2 separate regions of the Homo sapiens genome follow, and region 1 is linked to region 2. Evidence: read pairs that join two places in POLR2A ChIA-PET (ENCODE). Cell type or tissue: OCI-LY7. All regions are shown on one strand. Links, peaks and the distances in the headings refer to the core of each region. The heading gives the core; the rest is flanking DNA.

Region 1 (5,308 bases), core at 1-5,000, 52 kb after region 2:
GCAATACAGTTTTGGTCAAGATTTGTAAGTTAAATAAAATTTTGCTTGTTTTTCTTTTTTTGACAGAGTCTGGCTCTGTCACCCAGGCTGGAGTGCAGTGGCAATCTCAGCTCATTGCAACCTCTGCCTCCCAGGTTCAAGCAATTCTCATGCCTCAGCCTCCTGAATAGCTGGTATTATAGGCGCCCGGCACCACGCCCAGCTAATTTTTGTATTATTACTAGAGATGGGGTTCCACCATGTTGGCCAGGCTGGTCTCAAAACTCCTGACTTCAAGTGATCTGCCCACCTCAGCCTCCCAAAGTGCTGGGAGTACAGGGATGAGCCACTGAGCCGAGCCAATTTTGCTTGTTTTAAAGGGTTGTTTTTTTTTTTTTTTTTTTGATAGTCAGTAATTGTTCAAACTAGGAATTGTATCCCCATCTTTCTTTTTTCATAATTACTCAGGTAATTGATGAGTGTAACAGAAGCTCCTCAAAACAGTTTTATTAAATTGCCTTTCATTTTTTGTGGTACGTGCTTGATCATGAATTTGTACATATTCTTTTGTAGGTAACAATTCAGGTTTTAAACCAGCTTATCCAAAAGATTCGAGAAGACCTCCCGAATCTTGAATCCAGTGAAGAAACAGAGCAGATTAACAAACATTTTCATAACACACTGGAGCATTTGCGCTTGCGGCGGGAATCACCAGAATCCGAGGGGCCAATTTATGAAGGTCTCATCCTTTAAAAAGGAAATAGCTCACCATACTCCTTTCCATGTACATCCAGTGAGGGTTTTATTACGCTAGGTTTCCCTTCCATAGATTGTGCCTTTCAGAAATGCTGAGGTAGGTTTCCCATTTCTTACCTGTGATGTGTTTTACCCAGCACCTCCGGACACTCACCTTCAGGACCTTAATAAAATTATTCACTTGGTAAGTGTTCAAGTCTTTCTGATCACCCCAAGTAGCATGACTGATCTGCAATTTAAAATTCCTGTGATCTGTAAAAAAAAAAAAAAAAAAAAACACAAAACCCACAAGCACTTATCTTGGCTACTAATGAAGCTCTCCTTTTTTTTGTTTGTTTGTTTGCTTCATTGTTGATTGTGTATTTTCTTCATTCCTGGGGAGTACTAACCCAAAAGCGTCTGTCTCTTGTTTTCTAGTCCAGTTTGAGATTAATTTAGAAGAAAGGAATACTGTATGTGAAATTCATCTTGGGCTTTCCCCTAAATTGCAAGATAAGGCCATGTGTAAGATTTTCCCTAAAACTAGAATATATTAATGCATGTTTGAGAATTTTAAAGCACCATGGTCAAAACCAGAAGCTATATTTTGCATATTTGGACTCAGCCATCCATTAAGAACCCATGTTGTCCTCTGGACATATTTATCAATATAATTGGGTTTTAAATAGTATAAAAGAAAACTTGTGATCTATATAATTTATGTATCACCTTCATTGTAAATTTAGCAGGAAATGCATCACAATTATGATTTTTTTTTTTGCACCAGTGAAACAATAAAGATGCTATTAACAATTTTGGAGCTTTTTTTCCCCTTTCATACTATCTTTAATTGATAAAAAGTACTAGTAGTATGGCTATAGAGTTTAATAGTCATTCTCATATATTCACAGAGCTCACTTAACTCTAGTTTTAAGCACTTGTTGAACAAGGCAGCATCTACTCTTTTAGTCATTTATACCCCTTTTCTTTCCTCAACTTTACCCTGCTTTTCCCAAGGCATGATGAATTCACATAAACCCCCCAAAGGCTCACCACCGATACTAGTTACCTACTATATAATAAACCATCCCAAAACTTACTGTCTTAAAACAGCAAACATTTATCTCACAGGTCTCTGGATCAGGAATTTGGGAGCAGCTTAGCTGGTGGTTCTGGCAAAGAGTGTGGTGTAAGGTTGCAAACAAGATACTGGTTGGGGCTGCAGTCATCTGATGCTTTGACTGGGGCTGACTTTTCTGCTCACTGACCTGGCTGTTAGGCAGAGGCCCCAGTTCCTCTTCTTGAGGGCAGAGGCCCCAGTTCCTCTCCTTGAGGGCAGAGGCCTAAGTTCCTTTCCTTGAGGGCAGAGGCCCCAGTTCCTCTCCTTGACGGCCCTTCCATAGAGTGTCCTCACAGCATGGTGGCTGGCTTTCCCCTGAGTATGAAAGCAAGAAGGAAACCACAGTGCCTTTCAGTGGCCTCCCTGTGGAAGTGACATGCTCATTTTTGCCTTATTCTGTAAGTGGGGAGTCACTAAGTCTAGCCTATATTCAAGGGTAAGGAGAATTAAGCTCCACCTCTTAAAGGGAAAATTTATAGACATTTTCAAATGACTACATCACTTAACCCCTCACCATCTGCCCTCCCATTGCTAGCACTTGATGACTAGCCCTTGCTGGGCTTTACATGAACAGATGTTTCCCAAAGTTATAAAATTAGTACCACTAAAATGTATCAAATGTTAAGCCATTCTGTGGTATGTCATAGTCCAGCAAACCCTTTCTGTTCTTTGTAGGTGTTAGTTTACCCCGTATAAACCTGATTATGGCTTGACATGTCCATATTATTTACATGTTTTGTGAAATACAACTGGAATAGTAGAAAAGACATGAGTCAAGAACACTTGAGTTGGAGAGCTTGGTTTGCAAGTAAGGTAATGTCAGTACAGTGTGTAAATTATCTCTTATTTTCTGGGTTGAGGTAAACCCAATTTTAAAAATAATAAACCAACAAAAGTAAATAAAAGTGAAACAAAAGCACTGCTAGTATCCTTAACTTACAGATTTTTTTTGTTGAACAAAAACTGGGTACCAGATATAGTTAGGCACTGAATCTAAAGGTGAAGAAGATCATAGCCTCTAGCTTCAAGAACGTTAGTCTGCTGTGAAGACAGACCTGTAGTTACAGAAGATGGTAAGGGTTTGTGCAGGAGAGCAGTGAAGAAGAGCTTTGAGGGATTGGGGATGGGGAAGTTCTGCAGAGGGTTGTATGAATTCTCATGGAACATCAAGTCCAATAGTTTATTTAGCCTTCTGAGGCCAGTGCTTTGGCCTGCAGTCCCAGGCTCCTCAGACCCATGGGCTGAAGCAAGTTATACTCTTGGCTGCCTGTAGTGAAATAGATATTTAGAAATTGACTTAGCATTTAAAACCCTTTATAGCAATTTGACAGAGTAATTTTATGTCTATTGGATGTAATAAATATTTGGCTTTGTGCTTTGTGTGTCTGCTATTCCCTGTTCTCCTTTTTTAGTAATTTTTATTGTGTCTTACAAAAAAGTACCTGTCCTTAATTGGGGTGTGGTGGGGAATCCCTCACAGGTGGATGGAAACGCTGAACCAGGGCAGGCTTGGTGCTGAATGGCATTAAATTCCAAGACTAGGGGATAGTTTGGGGGGACACATCTAGGAAGATGCTGTGACTGGATGAGAGATGCCTGCCGTGTTAGACTTTCCTACCCTCCCTTTCCTGCCTCTACCCAGGAAACCAGTGATTCTTAGAGTCCAGATGATCCCTTCTTTGCCTAGAAATTCATGTTTCTGACTCATCCTCAAGCCTGAAATTGGTGGTCATCAGGTTAATGAACTGCAAAAACAGCCCCTGCTGATAGACACTGCTCAAAGAGAGAGGCGTTTGAGTTGATCAGGCACCAGAGCACCTAGAAGGAGAATGATGAGCACTTGTGTACAGTTCGTGTGCAGCTCTCAAAGGCATTGAGAAATGTGACAGACCTCAAGGAATAAATGCACCACCACAGGCACTGAGGGGATTTAAACACAAAGTCTAGGTTCCAGAGGGGTCTTCTGTTAACATTTGCTCTCTCATTCAGAGACCTCAAGGTAATAAGCTCAAGCAGAAAGGATTTCCCAACAGAATTGTCTTTGACAATGGGAATTCCAGACTGCATATTGTAAATGAAAGGTAGAGAAATCTGTGCAGGAGACCTTCCTGTTTGCTGGGGTTTGTCCTATGGGGATGCTGTAGGCATGGACAACAGACACTGATTCAGGTGCCAGTATCTACACATTTACCATACACTTGAATTCCCAAGAGTAGTGACTTGCCTTAGGTTTGATTAAAGACAAATGTTTCCTGGCTTGTGGTCTTGTATTGCTGATTACTCCAGTAGGGCACCCTGCATTGTCCAACAAAATGGTCCATGCTTCCAAAATCTCTGGAGAGGGACTGTATATTTTATTTTTTTGAGACGGAGTCTTGCTCTGTCACCCAAGCAGGAGTGCAGTGGTGCGATCTTGGCTCACTGCAACCTCCGCCTCCCCAGTTCAAGCAATTCTCCTGCCTCAGCCTCCCGAGTAGCTGGGATTACAGGCGTGCACCACCATGCCTGGCTAATTTTTGTATTTTTAGTACAGATGGGGGTTTCACCATGTTGGCCAGGCTGGTCACGAACTTCTGACCTTGTGATCCACCTGGCTCAGCCTCCCAAAGTGCTGGAATTACAGGCATGAGCCACCTTGCCCAGCCAGATTGTATATTGTACCACTCATTGCTGTGTTCAGGCTTGCATCAGTAGTGTCTTCAAATAAGTAAAATCTTAGGCTGTGACTTAAATCCATTTTCACTTAGAGAAATAGAAACACAAGGAAACCTTTGGACGCTTCATAACTGCTGGGAAAGGGGTATTATCAATTGTGTTTGAGAGTCAAACTATAAATTACTTCCCAAGGTTAGTTCTACCTATGCCCAGGAATGAACAAGGACAGCTTAAAGGTTAGAAGCAAGATGGAGTCATTTGGGTCTGATCTCTTTCACTGTCATAATTTCCTCAGTTACAATTTTTGTAAAGGTGGTTTCAAATGCTTTGCTGACCTCCCATAAACAAGGATGTGCCAATTGTAACTTCAGTTCTGCAATTCAAGTCTGCTCCCAAAACTAAAGTCCATTGAATTGCATACTGATTGATAATGTTCATTACGAGTTTATCTTCCCATGTGCAGAGCAAAGACAAGAGGAGATCAGCCATTCCTCCACCTACCCAGAGACGTTGCATTGGAAAGGAGCCGTATCTTCTAGTATGGTTTTGCAAATGTAAAATGTAAAATCTATGCACGCTCACAGGAAGGGAGAAAGAAAAAAAATAAAAGAGGAAGGGTAAGAAAAAAAGTAAAATGTAAAATCCGCCTGATCTATTTTTAGAAATCAGGTTCTATCATTGTTTTTTCAAGCCTTGTCTTTAATTACATACACAAAGGTGATGGAATACTTTCATATACTAGTACTGTCAATTAAAAATAAAACCTTAAGCCCCCCAGCTGACTGAATGGACTCCCTTTTGGCCAAGGAGACCCCCGTG
Region 2 (5,381 bases), core at 62-5,061:
TGGGGCCTGGGATCTGATTATTCCCCAGTAATTCACAGGTGTAATGTGGGTGTGGAGTCCAGGCCATATGGCTGATGGGAAGTGGGGAATGTCTGCATCCCACCAGAAATGAGCCCCAGCACCACATCTCCCAGGCCTCACCCCATGCTTCTTTGTACCCTCCCCTTCTCCCCAGGTACAAGCCTCGAGAGAAGCTGAAGGTGAACTTCGGCACTCCTGAGTTCCTGGCCCCAGAAGTCGTCAATTATGAGTTTGTCTCATTCCCCACAGACATGTGGAGTGTGGGAGTCATCACCTACATGCTGTGAGTGCTTAGCACCCTGGCTCTGAAGTGGGGACAGGGGTCATTTGTCTTCCTTTGGGTAATCTTAGAAGCAAAATTTTGAGCACAAGTAGTCTATTTGGGAGGTAACCCCAGGAAACCCCAATAGAGGAATAGGGTAGTGAGATGGGGAAGGAAAGGAGCCAGGGAAGGGTATGTTATCAAGCCAGTTACCATATTTACAAGGCAGTCGTATTTCCAAGTTATAATTTTAGTAGGTTAATATTGAAAAAATTGAGATGTGCCGATATTATTCCCTGGAACAAAGGTCTAAAGGCCTGTTTCTCGGTGAGGAAGGCCTACTTGGGCTTCAGCAGCTGTATCAAAGTTATGGGTTGAGCTGGGCATGGTGGCTCATGCCTGTAATCGCAGCACTTTGGGAGGCCAAGGTGGGAGGATTGCTTGAGCCAAAGAGTTCAAGACCAACCTGGGCAACATAGGGAGACCCTGTCTCTACCAAAACCAAAAAAAATTAGTTGGGCATTGTGGTGCGTGCCTATCGTCCCAGTTACTAGGGAGACTGAGGTGGGAGGATTGCTTGAGCCTGGGAAGTTGAGGCTGCAGTGAGCCATGATCATGCCATTGCATTCCAGCCTGAGTGACAGAGCAAGACCATGTCTCAAAAAAAAAAAAAAAAAAATTATGGCTTGAGCCATTGAATTTTTTGGTACTGAGACATAAAAGTAATAACTGAAAATAACAAAGGTATTCATCGAGAGTAAGGCCCGATTGTGGGCAACTGGAGTTTCATTCTGCTGGGGAACTCCAGAATGCATCATGGAATACCCCCTGAGAGTTATTTCATCTAGGGGGTATTTATACACTAATTCTTACCAGTTATTCCTTGTGGACTAATGGAGATGGGGTGGAATTGATTTCCTGATACTTCTGGGTGGGTAAAGCAAGCTTCAGCTGGAGAGAAAGCCCTCCAGCAAAGACATGCAGGTGCTTTGGTACAAATGGAGCTGGATCATGCCTATAATCCCAGCACTTTGGGAAGCTGTGGCGGGAGGATTGCCTGAGCCCAGGAGTTTGAGGCTGCGGTGAGCTATGATTGCACCATAGCACTCCAGCCTGGGTGACAGAATGAGGCACTGTTTAAAGACAAAACAAAATAAAAACCCAAATGAGGCTGGAGTGCACCGAAGGGGTAAGGGGGTGGGGGGCAGGGCAGGATACCCTTTGTGGCATCATTGAACCCCTGTGCTCCCTGTTTTCTTCTCTGTCTGGCTGTGGACTTCCCGTGGCTGCTTCCTCAGAGGTAAAGTCATGTTTTACTTCTGGTCTCCTGATTATTGTGTAACTGCTGCGCACTGTCCCTGCACTCAGATATGGGAGCTGCGCCAGGCTGGGGAAGTTCAGATCCCTGAGGCTGGCCGTCAGGGTGTCCTGATTCTCTATCCTCCCTCAGGCGGGAACCTAATAAAGCCCATTTTCCTTTGGCTTGGGGCCTGGGTAGCATCTAAATAAGCCTGGCTGTCTCAAGGACATGGAAGGCTATTTCTATTTCTAAAATTAAATCAATGTGTACTTGATAACTGGGCATACCAAGTTGGGCCCTAATTTTACTCTTTACTTCAGGAATGAGGTGGAAAGAGGTGAGCACAAGAGGGGACTTATTCCAAAAATTCTTCTTGCCTCCAAATTTTAAATCCTTCCGCTTCCTCCCTTTAATGAACACACTGGACTCCATCCTGTGGAGAAGTAGTGGAGGTGCTTTTATTTTGAACCCTCTTGGTTCTGGCTAGGTCCACTTGAACTCTGTAAGCTTCTCTATTCTGCCAATGCATGTTGGCAAATGTGGCCTCCACCTACTGATGGTCCTTTCTCTCTTCTATAGACTCAGTGGCTTGTCCCCATTTCTAGGGGAAACAGATGCAGAGACCATGAATTTCATTGTAAACTGTAGCTGGGATTTTGATGCTGACACCTTTGAAGGGCTCTCGGAGGAGGCCAAGGACTTTGTTTCCCGGTTGCTGGTCAAAGAGAAGAGGTACCTTTCATTGCTTGTCACTCATGGGCCCTTCTGATGGGGACCCCAGGTCTGGGAGCTGGGCAGGACTGCTGACCGTGAAGGTCCTTCTTCCTGTGGACAAATTCCATTCAAGATTTCTTAGTTTGCTACTTCTTTGGAAAAATAAAGGGAACAGAGAAAGGGACAAAGGAAATCAATGAAACAACAAACAAGTAGGGGCATAAAATATAGTTTTAGAAAGAAGCATATGTAGATTGGTCCTATCTGCAAGTTATCAGTTGTCATAGGCTAAGGTTGAAGAAAAGAACTGAGATATGCAGATGTTATTTCCAGAATAAAGATCTGAATACCTTGTTTCTTGGTGAAGAAGATCTATTTAGGCTTCAGCGTCTATATCAAAGTCATGGGTCAAGCCATTTGAGTTTTTTGATACTCAGAATAAGGTAATAACTGGACATAACCAAAGGTATTAACCACCCAAGGCTAAGGCCCAGGAGTCTGGGCTCTAAGACAGCTTGTATTTCCCTGACTTTTACAATTTTGTTTCTTTCTGACTGTGAAAAGTTATGTGAGAGGAAAAAAAATTCTAAGTCAGATGAACAAGTTGGCTTTATACTCTGGAAGGAGAAATGAGCTTCCTTCAAATTTCCTGTTCTTTTGCTTCTTTAAGAGCAATTCCAGGCATAGCTAGCCTTCCTACTGCCCTGCCTCAACTTCTCAGCCCCCTCTGGGAAGTGGTTCCTCCCAGAATCACTGGAATATGTTCCCCCTATAGAGGTCAGAGAACATTTTGCTGACGACCTTCTGGCACTTTGAAGGAAGGGAATTTTAGACACAAGGAGTTCCCTTTTTGGTACATGGCATGAATCTGCCTAAATGATTAATCTGTTCCACTGACTCAGGCTTCCTACTCAAGTGAACAGATTTTTGGATGAGAAAAGGCAACTCCAACTAAAAGTCTTAACTGCTCTTTGATTTCACAGCTGCAGAATGAGTGCCACACAGTGCCTGAAACACGAGTGGCTGAATAATTTGCCTGCCAAAGCTTCAAGATCCAAAACTCGTCTCAAATCCCAACTACTGCTGCAGAAATACATAGCTCAAAGAAAATGGAAGGTATTTGGTTTTTCTCTTAGTAAAGGTGGAATTTGTCATCCTAATCTGTCCTTGGAAAAAACTGTAGCTAAGTTTCCTTTTCTTTTTTTTTTTTTCTTCTTTTTGGGTTTGTTTTTATAGACAGGGTCTTGCTCTGTTGCCCAGGCTGGAGTATAGTGGCATGATCATGGTTCACTGTAACCTTAAATTCCTGGGTTCAAGCAATCCTCCCACCTCAGCCTCCTAAGTAGTTGGGACTACAGGCATGTACCACCATGCCTTGCTAACTTTCATATTTTTTGCACAGACAGGGTCTTGTTAAGTTGCCTAGGATGGTCTTGAACTCCTGGCTTCAAGCACTCCTCCTGCCTCAGCCTCCCAAATTGCTGGCATTACAGGCATGAGCCACTGCACCCAGCCTGTAGCCAGGGTTTTACTTACATTTTGATTCTAAACAGAAAGATTATTTAGGGGGAAAAATCTCTCTCATGTCAAAAGCTGCTAGCTTGATTTAAAAATGTCACAGAGCAAAAATAACTGGCATAAAACTTACATTTGGTTTGTGCTTATATGGACACTTGAAGTGACAGAATGAAGCTTAAGCATATGTTCTCAGTGGCAATCATCGTGAAGCTCCTGAACTAACTGCTTAGAGCTTGAGGCCTGATTCTTCCACATTTCAGAAATGGGAGATAAGAAAGGCCTGTTAAACTTTTAAAACTTTATAATTTTGTTTACAACAGAATTCTTTAGTCCCATGGACATAAAACCTATCTTAAAAGCAATTGTGATCCAGGGAAGTGGCTTCCAACAATTTAATATGGACTTAGATCCTCACTGGGGATCCAAAAGCACAAACAAAACCCTTTATGTATGGAGCCAGTACACAAGAATACCTATACATGTACACACTTACCGGGAAACACACAACAAAAATTTGACTCAGGCGTGGTGGCCTGCACCTATAGTTCCAGCTATTTGGGAGGCTGAATGGGGAGGATCACTTGAGTTCAGGAGTTTGAGGCTGCAGTGAGCCGTGATCACGCCAGTGTACTCTAGCCTGGGTGACAGAGGGAGACTCCCATCTCTGTTTAAAAAAAAAATCACAACATTTTCTCTAACAGAATATGATGTATTCTGATATTTTCTATTCTGTGCCACTTGGTTTTATTTTTTAAATGCTGTTCACAACCCACCAATTTGATTTCATGACCCATTGCTCGGTTGTGAATCACAATTTGAAAAACACTGTTCTATCAAAGCATGATGTAGGCTGATGAAAAATAAAAATAAGACACTGTTCTAGGGTGCTCCATTTTTCATGTGAAAAGGGCAGGATAAACCTGGGTAACCTAGTGAGACTGTATCTTTACAAACAAGACAAAAGTTAGCTGGTCGTGGTGGTGGTTGCCTGTAGTCCCAGCTACTTGGGAGGCTGAGGTGGGAGGATTGCTTGAGCCCAGGAGGTAGAGGTTGCAGTGAGCCAAGATCACGCCACTGCACTCCAGCCTGGACAACAGAGCCAGACCCCATCCTGACCCCCCTACCCCCTCCCCAAAAAAAGAAAAAAAAGAGGGCAGGATGATGTATCTTCCCACTTCATATTTACTCCCAACATGCCCCTGAAAGTCATGTGACTATTCTATAATTATTTTAGAAACTTGTTTCCCTTTAGGTATCAGATTTAAACCAACCCCAGTGGCTGGACTCACTTAAATCCTTTTATTGTTTCTTCATAAGGCAACTGGTCTAAAATACATGCTTTTTCTTTTCTTTTATTCTCTCCTTGCCTCAAGAAACATTTCTATGTGGTGACTGCTGCCAACAGGTTAAGGAAATTTCCAACTTCTCCCTAATCTTCAACTCTGCTGCTCCAATGGGTCCAGAAATTACTGAGGCCAGTGGTGAAGTGAAGAGATGACTCAAACATTTAAATAATTTGGCTTTTTGGTATTATTGATTCCACTTATTTTGTAAAAATGGTTATGG

Evidence for each region. ChIA-PET counts read pairs that join two places held together with the same protein. Peaks named below come from ENCODE experiments on the same cell type or tissue, not always from the same donor. Only the 100,000 strongest peaks of a DNase experiment are listed, where the experiment ranks them.
Region 1: POLR2A ChIA-PET joins it to region 2 with 5 read pairs; 2 of 35 experiments call an interaction of 5 or more read pairs at or near these places.

The regions. Positions count from the first base shown.
Region 1 is chr16:46,655,896-46,661,203 of GRCh38, reverse strand. It overlaps VPS35 (VPS35 retromer complex component), which reads left to right. Exons shown (of 17, transcript NM_018206.6): 17 at 553-5,072. The coding sequence ends at 732. Among named protein-coding and RNA genes, the nearest start is that of VPS35, 31 kb to the left of the region's middle. In OCI-LY7, for the core only: no CTCF peak of the experiment used is centred there; a DNase peak (open chromatin) is centred at 2,043.
Region 2 is chr16:46,707,571-46,712,951 of GRCh38, reverse strand. MYLK3 (myosin light chain kinase 3) reads left to right here. Exons shown (of 13, transcript NM_182493.3): 10 at 176-304; 11 at 2,163-2,315; 12 at 3,281-3,413; 13 at 5,189-5,381. The coding sequence ends at 5,248. Among named protein-coding and RNA genes, the nearest start is that of ORC6, 21 kb to the right of the region's middle. In OCI-LY7, for the core only: no CTCF peak of the experiment used is centred there; no DNase peak of the experiment used is centred there.